Linked DNA regions of Mus musculus: region 2 is linked to region 1. A link is a contact called in ENCODE POLR2A ChIA-PET data. All regions are on one chromosome and are shown on one strand. The core of a region is the stretch at or near the end of the contact, and the rest is flanking DNA. Distances in the headings are between cores, read along the strand shown. Region 1 has its middle 36 kb from the start of Mok. Region 2 holds the start of Mok (MOK protein kinase).

Region 1 (3,723 bases), core at 662-3,161:
TGGGTAGCTGCTCCTCCCGTTACCCATCCTAGCTGCAGGAATCACCACCAGGGCCTGGTCTCCTTTTCTGCAGCGCCTATCTACTGGCCAAACTAACTCTTGGGGTGCTGCACAAGAAAGCAGGTGCACCCCAGGAGAAGATGCCTTTCTAAAAGTGCCACTAGACTGCCCTTGGAGGACTACCTGGCTCTGACCCTGTCCTCAGCTACATTGCCTGAGCCACACCCTCTCCCAAAGGCTCTGATAGTCTCCAGTAAACACCTTCTCCACCTTCCTTCTAGCAGCTGTTGAGGCAAAATCTCGATCCAGGCACAGTACAATGCTCTGAGAATTAGCTAGGTGAACAGAGAGTGTGTTAAAGCCTGGCTTCCAGCCCTTGGAAAGGATGCTGGCTGGCAAGGGTGAGCTCCAGGGCTCTCTGCACTGCCCTGTGTCTTGCTGGAATAATGGAAACTGCTTTGTTCACAGGGCTTGTTGTCATCCCCAAACCAGGCCACTTCTCCAGGTGGGACTGTAGTGTAGCAGGTGCACTGCTGCTCCCAGGCTCCCCGGACACGCGTGGACCGAGGGAGTGACAGACGACAACGGAGCCATGAGCTGCGCTGGAGCCACAGGCAGGCGGCAGGCAGCAGCGGCCTGCAGGGCTGTGTGGAGCTGCTAAACCCAAAGAGTTGTTTCCATTTTTAAGTCAGTCTGTTGGGGCTGCAGTAAAAACTGAGAAATGGAGTTTTCTTGCTTTTTACTCTAAAATTCAATGTAACTAAATCCATATATATATATATATATATATATATATATATATATATATATATACACACACATATATACATAGTGTAAAGTAAAATGTTTCTTGAACAGAAACCTTAAATCAAGCTGTTCTAAATAGCACTTGGCTCTGGTTTTGCACTGATGTGTGTTATACGTTAGGTGGTCATTAGACAGCCTGGGATGCACTCATGGAGACAGCTGTCACCTCCAACTTAAACACGTGCTGCAGACAGACAGATGCTGCAATCATAGACTTAAAACATTGTTTGCACTTAAATAGTTTAATGCTAATAGAAATGACTTTGACTATGGGGTAACGGGCTCCCGGCCTCACGATACGAGAGGAGATGCCCTTTTTATCTGTTAACATTTATTTTAGTACTGTTGTTTCCGATGCAATCAAGTCTGTATTATATGTGTAAATAATGTAATTCTGAAATGGGGGTAAATAGTCACTCCCACTAGTAATTTTCATCATTTAAGAGTGATATTTCTAATTCACAAAAACATTAATATTAAAATTATCTTGAATATACTATTTGTTTATCCTTTTTTAAACTTAAATTGTATAGATCTTTTTGTTTTGGCCTCATTTCTTGGTTGGTATTGAAGTACTTCATTTTTTTGTGTATCACAGTCCTTGATCCTCCTGTCAGTCTGTTAAAAACGCGTCTTGTCGGAGAAGTCTTGGCTCTGGGCCAAGTCCACACACTATGGGGCTGCCCGGCATGGGGACTTTGGTGTAGGCACATGACCTTTTCTCATGGCTTAGAGTCCCCCTGCTGTCCTTGAAAGCTGAAACCACATACTGTGCGTTTCCACAGCCTCTGCCGCAGCACAGAACAGAGTTAGCTCGGACATCAGTCACATGGGGCTTCCGGAGGGTTGGCATCTGCTGGCATGTGTCTGCCTGCTCTGGTTGAATTCCTCGCTCACCTGGAGCTGCTGCCGGTGATAGAGACAATGCCCGGGTTTCCAAGCTGGGGGGGGGGGGGGCTTCCACAGCTTTTAAAGAATCATACACAGCGGGTTCCATGTAGGCTTTATGTGGGTGAGAGTAAGCCACAAGGTATCAAAACATTTCTCCAAATGAGCCCATTAAACTGGGGCCGTGGAAGGAAGGAGTGTGGGCTCTAGCTAGGCCGGATGAATTTGCCACAGGATGATGCTACTGCACAGTTCACAAAGCAAAGCCCAAGTTTGTCTTCATTCACCGTAGGTTCCTGGCTCCCAGGCTGGGGAAGCCGCTTCCTTCTGCTGCTGCCTGCAAGGCCCCTAGCCCTGCCTCCATCTTGGGAAGGTGCAGCATAGGACGCCAAGACTCACTTTCTTCTTTCCTGTTTGTTCTGTTGTGTTCTGTTTTGACAGGCCTTGGCTAGCCTGGAACTCACAGTGTAGCTTAGATTACTTCAAAATGAAAGCAGTCATGCTCCCTCGGCCATCCAAGTCTCAGTGCGTGGATTTCAGGCATACACCACCGTGCCTCATTCAAGAGGCACACTGCGTAGGGAGTTAGAACACTCGAGGGAGCTCTTTCCTCCTTTCCTACCATGCAGGTTCTGGTGATCAAGGTAGGTCATGAGGGTCGGTGGCATTGAGCCTGCTCACTATGTAAGTACAATTTATGAATCACATGCTCAGATCATATTAGAAGAAAGTGTTGGCACATTTTACAGTTTGGTGTTCCTGTCATCTTGGAACACTGATCTATCACACAGAGAAACTCAGCCCTATGAGTCCAAAACACCCACAAGAAAGTGATTAGGAACTGCCCTCGAAACCCAAGCCTGCAGCACAGAGCCTGGTGACCTCCCAGAGTGGCTCCCTCCTCGATGCCCCCATCTATAGGAAGTGACAGGAGGACACCAGGTGGACACCAGGGCAGCAAGTATTTGTGGGAAACTTGAGCCCCATTTGACGAGATGCTCAGTTGTACCCCACGGCTCTTGCTGACAACTCGGGGCCAACCTCCACCAGTCTGTGTCACAGGTCTGTGTTTGACCAGATGTGTCCCAGTTTACCTTAGATGACTCTGTGCCTGTAACAATCTTCTGGCTCTGTTTCTAAGATTAGTCCCTAGCCCCGAGGTCTAAGATGTCTTCCATATGGTTCTATAGCTGCCCTAACACCAGGGACACCCAGCATACAGCAGGTCCTGGAGCCATAGGAAGTAACAACAGCTCACTTACCTGGTACTGTAAGAGATGACAGATGCCACTCTGAAGTCTGAGGTAGAGGGAATGCTGCACCCTAGTGTCTACAGTCATGTTAGATACACGTCAGAGAATGGTGAGGCTTGTTGGCCTTTCCATTCAGAATGCTATGGTGACGATTCACAGAAGCTGCTGTGCTGGGCAGGTGTGCCAGACGCACAGGAGGCCGAGAAAGCCGAGAGGCTTGCTTTCCTCTCAGATCCTTGCAGCAGCCTTTCCAGGGGCAGGTACCCTAACCCTGTCCCCAGGCTCAGTCCAGCTTGCCAGCCACGCAGGTCCTCCTTTGGGCCGTTCTGTCAGGCCTGCTCTGCTAGCTCTCATCGTTGGGCCCTTTCTGTGCTGGCCTGCCTGTGAGCCTGGTTAATACTACTGGACTGAGACTCCTAAAACCAACAGCAAAGGCAGGACAGCCCTTCTCTGCAGACACTCTCCTCCATGCCAGGGTACACAAGACTGTCACATAAATGTAGAAGAGACCCTCCAGGCCCTGGCTCTGCCCATTCTAAGCCCCATCTCCAGTCTCAAGCCTGCCTGTGCTGGACACCCATACCCACAATGTTCCACGCCCATACTGCCCTCTGCTGTCCCACATTGTCCTGTGGTGTCACTGCCCCAACCCCCCCACCTGCCTGGTGGCCTGAAGCTTGGGTCAGTAGAGTCCTTAAGGAAGGGATCAGATTGAGACTCAATACTTCCCTGTGAAGTTTTGCTTTTTAAATGGTATAAATTTGAAAAGATAGAA
Region 2 (3,723 bases), core at 739-3,238, 36 kb after region 1:
ACCCCTCAGCATCCTCAGCATCTTCCCTGGAGATTGCTGTCACTACACCTGTTTAAGGATGAGAGCTGAGGGGGCTGAGAGGCGGCAGGGACTCCTGAGGCTGTGGGTCTGCCTAGCTCCGTGCCTGGCTGCAATGTCCTCCACCTCCAGAGCGGATGCTCTTAACTTTACCCTGGGACACCTTGCCACTCACTATGCAAATGACTTACAAGGCAAAGGAGGAGGACAGGAAAACTGGCTAAACCTGGGTGTTACCAAAACTTTGGCCACAATCCACTTTCTGGAGGCCTAGGGTGGTGATGGTGCACGCCTTTAATTCCAGCACTTGAGAGGCAGAAACAGGCTAATCTCTGAATTCTAGGCCAGCCTGGTCCACAGAGCTAGTTCTAGGGTAGCTTTGGCTACAAAGGGAAACCCTGTCTTGAAAAACCAAAATGAGCCGGGCGGTGGTGGCGCATGCATTTAATCCCAGCACTTGGGATGCAGGGGCAGGCAGATTTCTGAGTTTGAGGCTAGCCTTGTCTCTCTCTCTCTCTCTCTCTCTCTCTCTCTCTATATATATATATATATATATATATATATATATATAAAACTTAAATTTTTTTAAATTAATATTTTGCATATATAATTTGCATTTTATGATGTGTCTATTTTTTAACTTTTCTTAAATTTTTTTTTGTTTTTGTTTTTCTCCTCTTTAAGTGTGTCTATAGGATCTGTGGTGAGAGAGAGAATACTAGAGAGAAGGGTGTGGAGGGAGAGAGAAGATACCATAGCTGGGGTGAGAGGAACACCTGTAGTAGTGTCTGTGGTGTTTAGCACTGCATATGCCTGAACTTCGAGCTCTTTGGGAATCTCTTATCTCTGCTCCCATCTCACCATAGGCATGCTGGGATTGCAGGTGCATGCTACTGCATCAGATTTTGTTTTTGTTTTTTTTTGTTTTTTTTTTGAGACAGTTTCTGTCTAGTAGGCTTGGCTATCCTGAAATTTGTTATACTGATCAGGCTGGCCTCAAACTCATGGAAATTCAACTGCCTCTGCCTCTAAGTGAGGGGAATGAATGCGCCCGTCACTCCCCTCAAGACCACATTAATCTTCCTTAAAGGGAGTGACACAGTGACACAAGACTGAAGGGTGAATGAGATGACTTATTTTTTAAATGTTATGTCATTTATGGTACATAGAAATTACTGCACTGCAATTAAAATGTAGTGTCAATTTGATATTGTAACTACAGAGAACACAATCTAATCACGGTAAGAGACTACACTTCTGGCTACACTATCACAGGCAATCATAACCGTATATCTATGAAAATCAAACAGCGGTCCCAACAAAACCGACTTGTCTAGTCGCATTTGGACTCCAGGTTACCCACAAACCCGGCACTAAGTCCAGTTTTCCAGTCCTTCTATTTTCTAGAAAGACTGCCTCATCTCCCAACTTCTAAGCAACCGTTTTACATTCCGCTAAAAGGATGCTTTCAGAACCACAACTGTTTAACTCAGAAAGTAAGATAGGCGGCCCAGCGTCCCTCTCGAACGCGGTTTAAGCCGCCGTCCCGCAGGGGCGGGGAGCCACCGTGTGAGCGCTCAGAGCCGACGGCCAATGTCTTGAGATTTCAGATGCGATCCGACAAACGAACGAACGAACGAACGAACGAATGAGCGAGTGAATGAACGAAATGACACAACTCCTCAAACTCCAGCAGAACCCGCTGCCTAGCCCCGGGTACCTGCGGCGCCGCCCCGCAGGCCCCGGGGACCCTCAGCCCTTCTCCGGCCCCACTCACTCTTCATCCTGAACGCGGATGACGCCGTCAGCCCCTGGACGGCCCCGGACCGAAAAGAAAAGAGGAGACTGTGGTACCGGCCTTCTCCCTTCCAGAGGTGGCTTCCGGCTCGAGGACCTTCGCGGTGGTCCCTGGCTGGGGAGCGTTAGGATCCGGCCGCCATATTGTATTCCTGTCGCCTTAGCAACCGCCAGACCCTTAGGAGGGAGGGGCGTTCCGGAGACATGCGTATACGCATGCGCAAAGGAGAGGGTTTAAAAACCGCTGGCCCGTTCACGCATGCGCGGTGCAGCCTGCCGCCTCGGTTCGGTCGCTACGCAACCTCTCGCCGCTTTAAATTTAAGTATAATTTCTTACCTAGTGAGTAGGCGACCTTGGTGGGACTGACTCTTCCCAGCTCTCCCGAGAATGTAACGATGTTGAACCAGACGAGAACAATTTCCTTGAGCTTTAACTGCCTGTAACACTAGTTGGAGCCTGTTCTTGACAACACCTACAGTTGAGCATCAAAGCAGCCTGATAGCTACTGCTGTGTAATTTGTAAGTTTTACTGCTTAATTCAACAAACATTTACTTTGCTAAAAGTAGTGTTGCACGCATTGGAGATATAATGAAAAGCGACCTAGACGAGATCCCTAAATTCTTGTTACTGTAAAGTGAGGTTGAAAAATTCTCACCCCATGCATTTAAATTCAAAAAGAAAAAAAGGGGAAAAAAAAGTCATGTGGGTTGTCTAAAAATAAACTGCATTTAAATTCAATAAAGAAAGAAAGAAAAAGAAAAATCCTTACCCAAGTGGTCGCAGTGAAGACTAAATGAGATGTCCCTGGTGCCCCACCCAATTCCTAGGGGCTTTTGCCTAAGGCTTGACAGGGTCTGTCACACTGCAAGTGCTTAATAAATGTTTGTCCAAAAGCCAGGGGAATCAGCACCTGTCACCTCTGTATCATTCTTATCTGTCTAGGGGCAAGCCTGATTTTAAGCATTGAGGATTCAGGACAAACTTTACCCTTTGACCCAGTTAAACAGGCAGATGGGAGAAGTGTTTTTGCTGACTTGGGCAATAGAAACCATATATCCTGTTGTTGGAGTCCCAAGATGATAAAGAGCTTTGTCAGGGGCACCTCCTGGTGGATCACTGAACCCAGACACCAGCCCATGGCTTCTGACTCCCTGTGTTTCTGTGCCCAGAAGAAGTTGGGCGCAAAGGGTTTCAACGTGTACATATTTTATGGAGGGTGTGTTTCAAACTGGCCCCTGGAACAACTGATGTGTTTTAGCAAATTAGAAGTAACATCTGGGGCTGGCGAGATGACTCAGTGGTTAAGAGCACCAACTGATCTTCCAAAGGTCCTGAGTTCAAACCCCAGCAACCACATGGTGGCTCACAACCATCCATAACGAAATCTGATGCCCTCTTCTGGAGTATCTGAGGACAGCTACAGTGTACTTACTGTAATATAATAAGTAAATAAATACATAATAAATAAACAAATAAATAAATAGAAAAATAGAAGTAACATCTGAAAAGCCCTTCTGTTTGTCTATTTTTCTTTCTTTTTTTTTTTTTGTCTAACAGTTTTCATATGCACACATTGGGAGTGAAACATTTAAATTATTTTCATTTCCCTATTTGTTTTCTGTTTCTCCATCTCACCCCAAGCCCAGAATTCACAAGCAGGACTTCGGTTTCTCTATGGAAAATGTTCTGCCTTCCTGTGACTGTGTGTTCCAGAGCTCTATGTCAAAATTTAAAAATGTGAAGAGGAAGATAAAAGCTAGAACTCAGTGACTGAGCTCGATCACCAGCCGCTGCAGAGGGGAGAGGAAGGACAAGCTTAGAGTCATGGAGCCTTAGTGAAGAAGGCCAGGAGAATCAACTCAGGCGTCTGGAAAAAGCAAGAGACACAGAGAAAAGGGGGTTGTCA

Evidence for each region. ChIA-PET counts read pairs that join two places held with the same protein, here RNA polymerase II (POLR2A).
Region 2: POLR2A ChIA-PET joins it to region 1 with 25 read pairs in embryonic stem cell. The contact joins the promoter of Mok here to the enhancer-like site in region 1. POLR2A ChIA-PET finds 5 or more read pairs at or near these places in 3 of 5 experiments (Patski and embryonic stem cell).

What each region holds. Positions count from the first base shown.
Region 1 is chr12:110,802,937-110,806,659 of GRCm38, forward strand. It overlaps a transcript of Wdr20 not described here. Among named protein-coding and RNA genes, the nearest start is that of Mok, 36 kb to the right of the region's middle. Within about 2 kb of position 1,912, at least 1 of the 3 ENCODE cell types and tissues checked has a DNase peak (open chromatin) inside an H3K27ac peak, as active enhancers do.
Region 2 is chr12:110,838,951-110,842,673 of GRCm38, forward strand. It overlaps Mok (MOK protein kinase), which reads right to left and starts at 1,989. Exons shown (of 12, transcript NM_011973.2): 1 at 1,796-1,989. The coding sequence starts at 1,802. It overlaps 4921507G05Rik (RIKEN cDNA 4921507G05 gene), which reads left to right and starts at 2,079. Exons shown (of 2, transcript NR_152102.1): 1 at 2,079-2,335; 2 at 3,459-3,723.